Linked DNA regions of Homo sapiens: region 2 is linked to region 1. Evidence: chromatin loops called from intact Hi-C (ENCODE). Cell type or tissue: dorsolateral prefrontal cortex. All regions are shown on one strand. Links, peaks and the distances in the headings refer to the core of each region. The heading gives the core; the rest is flanking DNA.

Region 1 (7,658 bases), core at 3,202-5,701:
AACATCGAATCAGAGGTCGAGTGACTTTCTAAAAGGGTGACCTTTACAGATATTGCCATATGTTGCTGGGATGGGGGTTGGTGGTAGAAGAGTTGATCTATTCTGAGCCTTCCACATTTTAAGTGGTATGATTCAAAATTACACATACAAACTTTGTTTTAATTATACTCTATTTTAAAAACTGCAATTATCTTTTGAGTTGATTTTATAATTTATTTTTCTTTTAATTTTTGACTTAAGCTCACAAGCAGTTCCTTGGAAAATATATTTCACTACACAATTGAGCGATCTTCACTTATAAGCACTGTTAAGAAAATATGTTAGAAAGAGGTTAATGAACACAAGAAAATGATAACCCACATTAGATTTATGTTTGGCTGATGGTATGTGTAATACCATTGTTTGTCTTCAGATGTAAAAGATTTACCAACACAAGAAGCAGATTTGCTTGTTATTTGGGAATAACTGTATTCCCAAATCTCAGTAGCTTAATAAACCAAAGTTTATGTCTTGTTCACACTTTGTTTTCAATGTAGCTTAGAAGGGAATTTTGTTTATTACATGAATTCTAAGACTCAGGTGACACAGACCTAATCTCTCTATGTGCTTCCATGATAACTCTTAACAGCTGGGAAGATAACACAAAAATTTCTCCAATGGTTTCTTAAAATTCCTCCGAAGCTGAATATTAACTCTCATTTACACCTATTATATATTACAACACTCTCAGTTAAATTGCACCTGCTTAACTTCGCTAATATAGAAAAACTGCTCTATCCCCCCTTTTCCGTTGTTAATGTCACAGAATTTCATCTTTACACATCATGTGCCCAAAACTTAATAATTCACTTAAATGCATTGGTTTCCTAAATTATGTAGAAAATGAAATATGGAGTTTTAAACCAAAGTTACAACAATAAAAGCTTTTAGGTTAATAATTGTTTTTCTAAACTTCACTGGTCTCTTAAATCATATAGAAAAACAAAAAATGGAGACAAAAACCATTGTTACCATAATGCTAGCCTTTTTAAATTGCCCATGTATTTACCTTTATTGAGGTCATTATTTCTTCCTGCAATGTCCAGTTACTGTCTAGTATTATTTCACTTTACCCTTCAGGACTCTATTAGACATTTCTTGAAAGGCAAGTCTAGTGGTCTCAAACTCCCTCAGCTTTTGTTTATCTGGGAATGAATTAATTTCTCCTTCACTTTTGAAGGACACTTTTGACAGATATGGGATTCTTAGTTGAAAGACGTTTTTTTTCTTTTAGCGTTTTGAACATATTGGCCCAATGCCTCTGGCCTATAAACTTCTGATGAGAAATCTGCTAATAATCTGACTAAGAAATACTTACCTGTGAGAAATTGCTTCTCTCTTGCTGCATACAAGACTCTCTCTGTGTCTTTGCTATTTAAAAATTTGATTATGACCAAGTATAGTGGCTCATTCCTGTAACGCCAGCACTTTGGAAGACTGAATGGGGAGAGTTGCTTGAGGCCAGAAGTTTGAGGTCAGCCTGGCAAGCATGGCAAAACCCTGTCTCTAAAAACAACAACAACAACAACAAATTATTCAGGTATGGTGAAATGCACCTGTAGTCCCAGCTACTCAAGAGGCTGAAGTGGAAGGATCACTTGAGCCCAGGAGGTCGAGGCTACAGTAAGGTGTGATCACATCATTGCATTCTGGCCTGGGTGCCAGAGCATGACCCTGTCAAAAAAAATTATATTAAAGAAAAAAGTTAGCCTGATATAGTAGAGCATGCCTGTAGTCCTTACAATTCAAGAGACTGAGGCAGGAGGATTGCTTTAGACTAGGAATTTGAGATTGCAGTGAGCTATGATCACACCACTGCACTCCTCCCTGGGTGACAGAGCAAGACCCTATCACTACAAATTAAAAAACTTAATTAAATTAAAGTTTGATTATAATGTATCTTGATATCTATCTCTTTGAGTTAATCTCATTAAGTTCATTAAGTTTATTGAGGGTCTCTATTAATGCCATTATTTCTTCAAACATTCTCTATTCATCTTTCTCTTCTCCTTCCGAAATCCACTTTGTGTGTGTTGGTCTGCTTCCTGGTGTCCCATGTTCCTTAGATTCTTTTCACTTTATACTTTAATTTCTTTTTCTGTTATTCAGATTCAATAATTTTGGTTTTTCTAAAATTGTTAATTCTTTCATCTGCCTGCTCTACTATGCCTCTGAATCTCTTTTTTGATTTTTTTCCTTTTAATTATTGTACTTTCAGAATTTCTTTTTGTTTCCTTTTCAGGCTTTCTATCCCTTTATTCATATTTCCATTTTGATCATACATCATTTTCTTTCTTCACATCTTTCTTTACTTCTTTCAGTATCTTTAATACAGTTATTTTAAAGTTTCTAATAGACCTACCATCAGAGCTTTTTCAGGGAAACTTTCAGTTTATTTTTTTTCTTTTAATAGGCCATACTTTCCTATTTCTTTGTATGACATAATTTTTTTGTTGAAAACTGAACATTTTAGTCTAATAATGGGTAACAACTGGAATCAGATTCTCCTCCTTCTACATGTTTGTTGAGGGGCTTCCTGCATTGTTTTCATTTATTGTTTTTGTCTGAATGTTGTAGGCTATGTCTGTGTCACAAATTAGCCGGTAGTATAGACTTTAGGTTGTCTCCAGTGTTTTCCAAGCCTGCACTTTTTGCTAAGTGTTCATAGTCATTTTCTAATTTTCCCCATTCATGCAGTTGCTTTGGAACATCCTAGTGTTTAGTGTCTGGCTGCCAAAATATTCTTTTTGTGGAAAACTGAACTTTTTAATCTAATAATGGGTAACAATGGGAATCAGATTCTCCTCCTTCTACATGTTTGTTGAGGGGCTTCCTGCATTGTTTTCATTTATTGTTTTTGTCTGAATATAGTAGGCTATGTCTGTGTCAAGAATTAGCCTGTAGCATAGACTTTAGGTTGTCTCCAGTGTTTTCCAAGCCTGCACTTTTTGCTAAGTGTTCATAGTCATTTTCTAATTTTCCCCATTCATGCGGTTGCTTTGGAATATCCTAGTGTATCTCCCCTTGGACAAATTCACATCAGCCAAGGGGAGGGGCTTGCAACAATGGAGAAAGCCGAAAAACAATGGCCGCCTATCTTTCTGTCTGCATCTCTGTGATCAAAGAACCCAGCAATCAGAGCACAAATCTCAAATATTTGAAGAATCGAGTTGTTTTCGACACTCTGGCTCCCCGCTGCTATGTGCAGGTTGCTCCATAAATACACATACAGCTGCCTGCCATGTGGCTAAGGAGCGTGGTATGAACATATGACACTGTGCTAGGAGCTAAAATTGACTGAATGTGAGTGCAACTTACGATCCAAGTCATCCCTAGAAGTTGTAGGGCTTCAATAGACTCCAAAAATAGTACAATCAGACAAATTCTGGCCATGCAACTGTAAAGGTGAGGAGTCAGATTCCAGGTGTTTCCTCCTCCGCCATCTTCCCAGATTTCTTTTTCTATATTTCTTAGATTGCTTTCAGTAAATAGAATAACAAGCTAATGAATTTAATCTTTTTTATTATTATTATTATACTTTAAGTTCTAGGGTACATGTGCACAACGTGCAGGTTTGTTACATATGTATAAATACGCTGTGTTGGTTTGCTGCACTCATCATTTACATTAGGTATCAAACATAAACACTACTAGCTCCCTCCATTGAGTCGTTCTGAGAAGAAAAGGCAGGGCTCTGAATTCCGATGGAAGGGAACAGAAAGAAAAAAAGAAAAGGACTGAACTGGTGAAAGCACCTTTGTCTTTCAATCAAGATGAAATGGGGGAGTTCCCTGATTCCCCTCGCAGGACGTGCGAGAGGGGTGTTATCTGCTTTGTCGCCCCGCAGCTCAAACCCCTAGGGGCAGCTTGCAGACGGGCAGGTGCAGAGGCCGGCATGAGTGCTTTTGAGCTCTGGCCCCACGGCAGCGTCTAGGGTAGGCGTCTGTGAGTACAGACGCCCAAGTGGACGCGTGTTACAAAACTCAGATTTGCTGTCTGCAGACGGCTTGTGTGTTAATCCGCTCAATGGACCCTCTGCCTTATCTCAAGAGCCTGGGGCCAGTGTGACAGACTTCTGTATCCTGAGCTCTTGCCCAGTGGTCCTAAAGAATTGGATCACATGCGGGCTCAAAGGATGACTGCAAGGTTTTATTGAGTGATGGCGGTGGTTCTCAGCAAGTTGGATAGGGAGCCCGAAGTGGGGGATGGAGTGGGAAGGTGGTCTTCCCCTGGAGTTAGGCCACCCAGCGGCCAGATTTTTCTCCGACCTCCCCTAGCGGAACTCATTTCCCTCGGCATCCAGACATTCCTGCTCTTCTCTCTTTCTCTGCTGCCTTGTTCCGCTGTGATTGTTCAGCCGCGTATGTGTGCCCGCTAAGGTGTTGGGTTTATATGGGGGCTGGATGAGGAGCATGGAGGGCCAAAAGGCAACATTTTGGACAGGAAAACAGACATGCCTGTCCTCATTTAGGGTCGGGGTGGGGCCTTTGACAGGGAATCGCCCTCTTCTAACCAGTATTTGCCTGTCTCCTTTCCGTATCAAAGACTCTCACTAAATCAACCAGAGCTAAGATATGTGTACTCAAGGAGAAAAGCTGAAAGACTTCTGTGTGGAATACATGGATGGTTAACACTGTAAGTCCTTACTCAGGCCTTCCTTATTTGCATTTTTACTGTGTTTCTAGCAAGAATGTACTTTATTTTAATGGGTAGTGATTTCTACATAGTCCACACAGCCGTTTTCTTTTCAGAAAAAAAAAAATGTAATCCTCCTTATATTCAAAATGATGTCTACACACCTGAAAAGACAAAACACAGAATTGAAGATTTAATCATATGTGAGTTTATAGATGGCTTTTATCCTACAACCCAGGGAAACAGGGCAAATGCACTAGTAGTGGGTGGGTACCTACGTGCTCCAGGATGTAGCAGTAAGTTCCAGTCCATATACTGACTTACATTTAAAATCTGAAATTACTTTCTCTTAAACACAAAAAAAGGGGAGACAATAAATTTCAATATTTTAGTATATGGAGTTTTGAGAAGTCTTTGCTTTCCAAAGTAGATAATTCTAAGTAGAATTTAAAACAATTATTGTAAACTAAAATTCTCTTTAATGTTTGCTACTCAGAATTATACAGATGGATGTGTGTATATGAATAGATATTTCTCTATTCTTCCAATGTCCAAAATAATACACTGGGTGAGACTAGCACCCTCTAAAGCCTAGTATATTAGTTATGTATGGTTGTGAAACATATTTTGCTAAAAACATATTTGCTTAAAACAATAAACCTTTATTTTCTCACAGATTTTGTGGGTCAGGCATTTGGGAGTGACTTTACTGTTTAGTTCTGTGTCAGATGCTCTCCTGTGTCGTTGCCAAGGATGTTGGCCTGGGCTGCAGTGACCTGACAACTTGGCTGGGCTGCAGGATCTGCTTCCAACATGGCTCACTCACACAGATTTTGGTAGGAGGTCCCAGTACCTTACCACATTGTCCCCTCCACAGGTTGCTTGAATGGCAACTACATTTCTCCAGAGCTAAAGATTCAAGACAGAGAGAGTGAGGAGTAGGAGGAAGCCTTCATGTCATTTATCACCTAGTCACACACTCTCACCTGAGCCATATTTATTCTTCAGAAATGAGTCACTAAGTCCAGCACACAACAAGTGGAGGAGAATTAGGCTCCACTATTTTGAGGAAGGAGTATTGAAGAATTTGTGGAATTTCCACAATCATCAAATGTAGCAAAATGTCTCTCACGTCAATAGGGTGTTTTATTTCTATGATGGTTCCTTTGCCTTTTTCAAGATTTTTTCTGTCTCTACAAACATATTCTTTTTTTTTTCTATCTTGCAGTGCATTGTAAAGGTGAACCATACTTAAAGTGGATAGTCCATGACAGAAAAATGTTCTTTCCTCTTCTTTTTAAAACAAGGTCTTCCTCTGTTGCCCAGGCTGGAGTGCAGCAGCGCAGTATACGTCGCTGCAATCTTGACCTCCTTGGCTCAAATGATCTTCCCACTGCAACCTCCTAAGCAGTTGGGAATATAGGCATGTGCCACCATGCCCAGTTACTTTTTTATTTTTATTCTGTAGACACAAGGTCTTGCTGTGATGCTTAGGCTGATCTCAAACTGGGCCTCAAGCAGTCCTCCCACCTTGGCCTCCCAAGGTGTTCGGATTATCGTGCCCAAACCCAGATGAATTGTCAAAAGCATGAGTTCTTAAGAAAGGTAGCTATTGTAACTGTGAAACCAATTTCACTGTGCATAAAAACTATAAGGTAAATAAATAATTATTCTATAGTTGGCTTATGAAAATGCTAGATCAGCCCAAATGCTTCTGGACCAACTGAATGCCAGCTATATCTGGTTTTCTGCAAAAGTATTTCGCAAGTGACCTTCTGAAATTTGTGTGGAAAAGATGGAGAAATTGACTGGTTTGATGATTTATCAAGTAGTTTGCAGTTTTATTAAATGTTTTACCTGATTATCAGATACAGCATTTTATTCTCAGGCTTCATTACTCTTTTGTGTCTGCCCATAGTTTAACGGTTTAGGAGAAATGCAGTATAAATTCACAAATGAAATGCTACAGCAGATGGTGACAGTGAATCTGCATTAGTATAGATTCATAATTCCAGAAGAATCCTACGTGCAAAGCTAAATCTAAAAAAATTAAATTTAGTAGTGGTAACTGTAAGATCCTGGTCTTGGGTCAAAGGAATCAGCAGTACTAGTACAAACAGATTAGCAACCACTATAAAAATTAGTGAGTATTTTAATCAACGTTAAGGTCAGTTTGAGTTAACATTGTGATAGAACCATCATAACTGCTTGTGAGTCTACAATTCACATGGTAGAAGACTAAGAAATAGAATGAGGCTGCTCTAAGTTCTGCTGACTTCAGTGCCAATCAGATCATAGGTGGAATTTTTTTTTTTTTTTTTTGCTTTAGAGAACTACCATATGAGAAAGATAAAAATGGTTTAAATTTTCTCAGTAAAAAAGAAAAGTCATGAAGTGGCTCAAGCTTGTGGTATTAATGATAATGATAGCTACTTTTAATTATACTTCCTTTTTGATTTTTTGAAAAGAAATCTCAGCAGACTATGTTATTTACATTCTATGAAACACCATCATGAGATAGATAACTATACTTGTTCTGAAATCAGAAAACTAAAGTTTAAATCTCTGCTCTACCACTTAATGGAAATTTTAATTGAGTTTTTTAAGGCTCACTTCCTGCAAATCCAAAGACTCAAGCTTGTCCAAGGTGGAATTAGTGTTAAATGATCTATGTTGAAGTATCATAATGTATCATGATGAAATTTGCAAAGTTCAAAGGTAAAGAGAAAATAATACAAATATCCAAACAGTGGTCGGGGGGAAACAACAGAATGTAACATAGAAGGAATGAAACTAAATGAGGCATTTTAAGCTCAACTTTGGAAGTTCAAAAAATGGGGGGCAAAATCTATCAACAATGAGAGATATGGATATAGGCCAAGAAACTATACAAAGACAAGTTATTGTTCCCAGGTCTTTGTTAAAGACATTTACAACATGCAAGGATTCAAAGTTATAATCGGCATAACTAATCTGTAGAAACC
Region 2 (7,658 bases), core at 2,093-4,592, 200 kb after region 1:
CTGGCTTACTGCCTATTTTCATTTGGTCTACCTGATTCTAGTCTTGCTCCTTTTCCAGTCCATCTTCCACATTCCTGCCAGAGTAATTTTTTTTTTTTTTTTAATAAAAATGACTGTGGTCTTCTCCTGCTTAAACTCCTCTAGAATTTGTTTTGTCTGGAGCATAAAGACTAAATTTTTTCTGTCTTAAAAATCTATCCACAATCTTACTCCCTCTATTGCCAACCTGGTCCCATATCACTTTTTATTGTTTCTAGTTTTTTGATTTTTCCACGTTATCTCTTGCAATTGGAATATTCTTCTATACCTTTTACTGGGCTATTTCTAATTCATACTTCAGTGTAACATTTCAACTTAAATGTTACTCACTCTGGGAAGTCTCTGACCATGGAGACTAGCTTGATTTCCCATTCTGTGTTTCCTGAAACATACACTTCTCATGTTGTATTATAATTATACTTCCTTGTTCAATTAAGTTCCTTGAGGACAGCAACTAAGTATATCTTACTCATTGTCTATTTATAACACCCACTACAGCATTTGGCACATTTCTAGCACTTGACATTTCTTGAATTAAAACATTATTTCTAAATTTAACAGTAATCCAGTAAGATATGAACATATCACATCTGGGTTAAAGCCTGGGTTATTGCAGGTAAAAAGAAATAGCTGAAGTACTTAGATTCAGTTCCTGGATCTGCCTCTCTCTATGCAACATTGGCCAAATTACTTAAACTTTATCACTTCCTTCATATTTTAAAAGAGATAATACTGTACATTCCTCACACATTTGGCAAATAGACAAAACAAAATAATACAAAATTGATTTGGAAGCCAAAGTACTAAACACTCAGAATAAAGTATGTCTACTAGCCTAAGCAGCAAACAGCTCTGGTTAATAGATTATTAGAGGAACAAAGTTACTCTATTTTGCCTATATTATGCCAAATAATACTTTATCTTAGCTTATATTTTCCACTTAAAGAAATAACTTTGCCAAATACAGGACTCCTATTTTCTCAAAATTCTTCTAAGAGTGCTACAATTAACCCATACTGAAATGCACCACACATAGGGTGACCATGGCCAGAACAATCCCCGTTCTGTGCTGTCTTGGCTGACTTACTAGTGCCCTTTCCCTCTTTCAAAAATGTTCCACTTTGGAAGATAAATGGTCACCTCAACTAAGTACTATTCTTTATGACCTGCTTAAGCTCATTTTATACATTCTAACAAATATTGGTCAAAAGAAAGACTCACAGTTTTATATTTAAATTAAATATAGAAATACCTGAATTTTTATGGTGCTATTTTTAATTTCCTGAAACTTCCGTTTCTGTATAAATCCTTTACTTCTAGCTTGAATAATGATAACACTGCTTCTGATCTGTAAATAGACTTGTCTTTGATGTTTTGCAGACAGAAATGCTCTGTAGTGATTTTGTAAAACCACTGCTGCTTTTCTATATAGTAAAAACTGTTTTCTGGTTTGCCACGTCCTAAAATAATGCTGTAAAGTGATAGCAGCTCTTTTCTGCTGAACAAATCTTCTCCGATACACAGCCATCTGAAGGAAGAACTGAATCCGTAGGGCAGCACATTTCTGTGTTTCCAGTTTTCTTGTGACCATTCTACAAAAAGCTTTTTGAATTGTTACTGCAGCCCTACTTTGAGAATGATACTCTGCTTCCTGTGAACAAGCAAGGCCAGAAGCTTTATACCACTCTTGAATCATAACACCTTCACTTTGAACAGCTTCATACTGAGTTTTACTTCTGTAACAGCAGAGTGCAGATTGGTTAACAATGGCTGCCATCTTTTCCTCTGATACATTTTTCAATTTTTGTCTAACTTTCATGCCTCTAAAAGCAGCCTGAATAGTTCGTACAGATTTCTGAACTGCTAAAAAGTTTTTTCTTTCTGTTTTTACTCTAACATACAACCTATAATAATTCTGTATAACCACAATTGCAGTTTTCTTTGTTTCATAATCAACTTTGGCCCTGTGCATTCGATAGAATGACTGAATTAGTGTGGCAGCCCGGTGCATATTTTGAATATCCTTTCGTACTTTAAAGCCTCTGTAATAAGACTGTATACAAATAACTGCTTGGGTACGCACTGCAGTTAGTTTTCTGTATCTTCTTTGAATAGAAACTACTGTTGCTCTAAGGTGGAGATAATGCTTCCTTATTTTAAAGGCTTTACAATGCTTCTGAATAATAATGGCAGCCTGGTGCTGTTCCTGAATCTGTTTTTTTATGTTCATGTCCTGAAAACCTGCCTGAACACAAGTCTCTTTCTTAAGTTCATTGTGTTGAAATACTTTCTGTTTCTTTTTATTTGCTCTATATTTTTCTTGTATGATTTTTGTAGCCCACTGAAGCTTTTGGTAGAAACAATACTGCCTATACATTCTGTAGGTGCTTTGTATTACGATAGAAGCTTTGTGTTTTTCCCTTAAAAGTTGTCTTGCTTTCATTCCTTTATATGCAGCCTGAATAACCACAGCAGAATGCCATTGTCTGATATAATTTTCTCTTTGTAATTTTGCAGCTCTATATGTTCGATAATGTTGCTGAATTAGAATTGAAGCATGTTTCCAAGTCTGAAATGTAATATATGTTCTGTACATCCTGAAAGTAGCCTGAATGAGAACTGCAGCCCTTTGCATTTCTTGTAACTTCTTCTTTACCATCAGTCTTCTGTAAGATGACTGTATTGTAATGGCTGCCTTTCTTAAGTGCAAGAATTGGTACAATTTATGTTTGGCACAAATGGTGGCTCGATATTTCCTCTGAACAAAAATAGTAGCTTTTTTGAGGGAAATGAATCTTCTCCTCACCAGTAATGATCTAAACCTACTCTGAATAAGGGTTGCAGAGGAATGCATACTCTTCAAATGTCTTCTAGTTTTCATACCCCTGAATGCAGCCTGAAGGATCACAGCAGAGTGTCTTTGTCTGAGATAATGCTGCCTCTGCAGTTTTGCAGCTCTATTTGCTTGGTATTGCTGTTGGATCACAACGGAGGCCTGTTTCAAAGCCTGATATCTCATATGTAATCTGTGCATTCTGAAAGTAGACTGGATGAAAGTAGCAGCCCTGTGCATCTCTCGCATCCTTTTCCTTATCATCCATCTTCTGTATGATGACTGGATTTTAATAACTGCATTTTGTACCTGAAGGAACTGTAAGTGATGCTTTGTACAAAGATGTGCCCGATATTTTCTCTGAATCAAAATAGCAGTTTTCTTGAGAGAGAGGAATCTTCTTCTCATCATTAGAGTTCTAAATCTCCTCTGAATGAGAGTTGCGGCTATATGCATCATTTTTAAATGTCTTCTAGCTTTCTTTCCCCTAAAAATAGCCTGAATGTATATTACAGAATGCCTCAGTTTGTTATACCTTTGAAATTGTATGTTTCTTTCTTTCATTGCCCAGTATCTTTGCTGTACTGTTTTTGTTATTTTCTTTAACTTATTAAAGTATGTTTGCTGTCTGTATCTTCTGTAGTTTGACTGAATGAGTGTTGCTGCAGTCTGCATCTTTCTAAGAGTCCGTCTAACTCTTACTCCTCTAAAACTTGCCTGAAGGACTTTAACAGCTTTCAAAATTGTCAGGTACTTTTCACGCTGCATTTTACCTTGATAATATGCTCTACATCTTACTTGAATAACAATAGCTGCTTTTCTCATTGTATGGTAACTTATTCTTGACTGATGCATTTTAAACATGGCTTTAATAAAAGTGGCTGCCCTGTGCATGTGTTGAATATGTCTTCTAACTCTAATACCTCTATAAACAGATTGGATTTTAATTGCTGTCTTCTTCAAATTAAGATACTCCTTATGCTGATGGTTTGTAATTTTAATACCTCGATACCATCTCTGAATTATAATAGCTGAAGCTCTATAGGTTGCATATTTCTTTTTGGTTTTGTAAGCTCTGTATTTAGACTGTATAGTGACTGCTGCTTTGTTGCAATCCTTTATTCTTTTTCTCACTTTCATACCACGATAAGCTGACTGTAAAGTTACTACAGCTGCTTTTGTTTTCAAATATAAATGATTCTGTTCTCTTCCAATACTGTAAGCCCTATAATACTTTTGAATCAGAAGAGCAGCTTTTTTCATGATTTTCCACTTCTTTTGTTGCACATGCATTCTATAGTATGACTGTATGATGATAGCACATTTATGTTGCCTTTGAAGCTGTCTTCTCAGTGTTTTTCCCTTCCACATAGATTGAAGCACCAGTACCGCATGACGGAGTTCAATATACTCCATACATTGCTTCCTTCCTGCAGTCCATGCTCTGAAATTTTGCTGGATGACTAATGCTGCTGTTTTAAACAATCTAAACTGTTTCTGGGCCTTGGCCATTCTAAAAGCAGACTGAATCTTCAAGGCAGCTTGATGTTCCCTTCTAATCTGTTTCCGAACCTTCCAGCCACGATAAGCAGACTGGAGGGAAATCACAGCTGCCTTTGTCTTCAAAAAATGTGTTCTTGTATCATGAAGAGTCTTGTACGCCCTGTACCATCTCTGAATCTTTATTATAGATTGAAGCACAGATTGATATTTTACCCTTTTATTATAGCCTCTAAAAGCAGACTGAATTTTAAGAGCAGCTATAGATTGTTGTTTGATTAGCTGGCGTACTTTATAACCTCTGTAAGCTGCTTGCAAGCAAGTAGCTGCTTTTTTGACTTGCAAGAAGTTCTTCCTCTGATTGACCTGTGCTTTGTATGCATGATAGTAATTCTGAATGACAATAATTGCTTTATACATTTTCAGATAATACTGCCGAGCCTTTCTCATTCTGAAATAAGACTGTAGTGAAATAACAGCTTTTCTTTGTAACCTCATCTGCTTTCGGACAAGGTATCCTCTAACAAATGCTTGCAGTTTGATACAAGATTCCCGCATCTGCATATACTCTTCTCTCTTTTGTGCAGCTATTTTTTTGGAACGGTAACATTGCTGGATAAATAGTGCAGCTGCTCTTAAATGCAAATATTGTTTACGTGTTTGTTTCATCTTAACAGTTGACTGCAATTTTATTGTAGCATTTTTTAGGCTCAAAAATTCCTTTTTAGAAACATAAGCACGATAATATGATTGAATCTTTATAACAGATGTGAGGATGTGAATATACATTTTCCTGGCTTGCATCCCTCTATATGCAGACTGCAGCACAATGACAGCAGAGCGTGTTTTCTGGTAAGATGCTAGAACTTTCATGGCAAAAATATAAGCTCGGAAATGAGTCTGAATTATAACAGCTGCTTTCTTCATCTTCTTATATTTCTGTCGTTGTTGATGTTTTCTTACATGTGCCTGAAATTTGATAATAGTCTTCTTAAGGTTTAAAAATCGAACTCTGTCTTGTCTCATTCTCCAGTATGACTGAATAACACAAGCAGCTCTAATTTGTCTACATAAATTATGAGCTTTCAGTCTCCTAAAAGCAGCTTGTAATTGAATGGCTGCAGCTCGTTTCTGCAAATAGTTGGTGCGCTCAATCTTTCCTTTCAGATATGCTTTGTAGTACTTCTGGATGGTTAGTATGGACTCTTTTCTTCTTTTATATAACTTTTGGGCTTGAAAGCACCGAAATCTTTTCTGAATGATAACAACACAAGATCTAATATAAATATATTTCCGTAATTCTTTATGCATTCTATACCATGATTGTATGATAATAGCAGAATTTTCTTCTTTAGCTTGTTTTCTTAAATGCCATTCTCTAAAAGCTCTTTGCAATATTACTGTAGCTTTTACTTGTGATTGCATTTTACGTTGCTTCCATTTTCTGAACATAGATTGGATTATAAGAGTTGATGATTTTAGCATTTCATATCTTTGTTGATCTTGTTTTCTTCTTAAATAAGCACGCCAATGCCTCTGAATTGTAACTGTAGCCCAAAGATATCGTTTATAAGATGTAACAGCAATTATCATTCTTATCCTAGATTGCAGGATGATTGAATAATATTTCAATTTCAGAAATCTTTGTCTAGTGGAATATCTTCTCCAATATCCCTGGAAAAGGTAAGAAAGGACACAAAGTAAAATAGGCATAGCTTTCTATATTTAACACTTTTCAAAATACTAATTTTTCTAACATTCTGCTTAAAAATAAACACATTGAATTAGAAAACTAATTATTTTTGTGAGATATTTGTCTCTTTTGTTTTTAGTTTAGGTTTTACATTGATATACCTGTAGCCAATTCAGAAATCCATCCAAATCTTCATTATATTTAAATACTGCATTTGTATGCCAGAATCATAAGAAACATAAGCAAGTTTATGTTATATTACAAGCAAAAGAGTCAAAATAAAACTATAGTAATATTCTTTGCTATCTATTGATTCTAAGTAATTTCCTATGAGTTTATTTCTGGGCCTTATATGGTCCCCTTACTTCAATGTTTCTAAGCTACCTTATAATGACTAGAAACTGTTTATGTGAAGGATCCTGCATTATCACATTACAGGCCTGATAATATAAATATAGGAATTTAGGAATAAATAAACCAGATCACTCTCAGAGTCATTATTTTCATTAAGAATAAAATTACTTCCTTTTCCCAAATTTAGGAACTATAAATACATGGCTTAAAAGTAGAATTCTAGAAAGACTTGAGAAATGACAAAACTTTTGTCTTTTGAAAAGCCATGGTTACAATGGCTAATCCAACTGTATGTTGGCTCAACAAAAAGAGCTACAAACTCTCAAGCTAATTCCAGTTGCTGGTATCTAAAATGGTCCCAGGCTAATGGTAGTCAAGTTCTAGATGTTTTAGCAATAAGACCATTCCTTTGTACAAACACTCCAAACATTGCTGAGATTGGGGGTGGCATGGAGAGGTTGTTCTCTACTACATCTTACTTTTTCTCGCATATAAGTAGAGTAATATAGGGACTGGGTACCTCGCTCTCCTATAGCAGTATCGAGTTTGCTTGCAGCTATCACTGGCCTAAGCATACCTATCCATGGGTGAGGAAGCTTAAGGAGAACATGCACATCCCTTTTCCTGACCCTTTTCCTGTAAGTTTTATTGTCTTCTTCCTCTACTAAATGTTACCTGAGGTTTTGTTCATACTCTTCAACCTGACAGGAAATGATTGTATACATTTTATCTTACCAAGAAGAGATGCACAAGTTGTCAAAATATTTATCCAACAACAGTCAAACTTATTTGTACAAAAGTATTTTGAAAACAATAAACTCTACATAAAGTATTAACTTGCTTTAAATTAGGGCAAAGTAAAGCAGTAATAGTACTCAGAAATTCAGATATTATTTTTCTTTTGAGCACCCACCCCCAACAGATATTTCTATGTAAAATCCTCAAACTAAGAAATTGAAGAATCAGTGTGTACAGATTGTTTTATACTTTAATAATCACTTTTTCTACATTACTATTACTACTCCATTACTGAAATGTTAATCAATGTTGATATATAACATGGAAGATATGATCATCTCCTCTCCTAACAGTTTTGCTTATTACAATAGCAATTTTTTCACCATTGTCATACAATTCTTAAAAATAAATAGCTTTTACTAAGGAACACATTACATACAATTTTCTCACTTAATTCTCACAAAAATACATTAAGTTGGCATTGTTTCTTCACTTAAAGAA

Evidence for each region. Hi-C counts contacts between places; a loop is a spot of excess contacts. Peaks named below come from ENCODE experiments on the same cell type or tissue, not always from the same donor. Only the 100,000 strongest peaks of a DNase experiment are listed, where the experiment ranks them.
Region 2: it touches region 1 in a loop (6-fold over the local background); 1 of 110 quality-filtered maps calls a loop at or near these places.

Annotation. Positions count from the first base shown.
Region 1 is chr1:196,893,340-196,900,997 of GRCh38, forward strand. The region is part of intron 1 of CFHR4 (complement factor H related 4); the gene reads left to right. Among named protein-coding and RNA genes, the nearest start is that of CFHR4, 9.1 kb to the left of the region's middle. RefSeq lists a silencer at 4,120-4,414. In dorsolateral prefrontal cortex, for the core only: no CTCF peak of the experiment used is centred there; no DNase peak of the experiment used is centred there; H3K4me3 peaks cover 1,357 bases; H3K27me3 peaks cover 1,167 bases.
Region 2 is chr1:197,099,140-197,106,797 of GRCh38, forward strand. ASPM (assembly factor for spindle microtubules) reads right to left here. Exons shown (of 28, transcript NM_018136.5): 18 at 1,292-6,046. Among named protein-coding and RNA genes, the nearest start is that of F13B, 36 kb to the left of the region's middle. In dorsolateral prefrontal cortex, for the core only: no CTCF peak of the experiment used is centred there; no DNase peak of the experiment used is centred there; H3K4me3 peaks cover 1,454 bases; H3K27ac peaks cover 2,500 bases.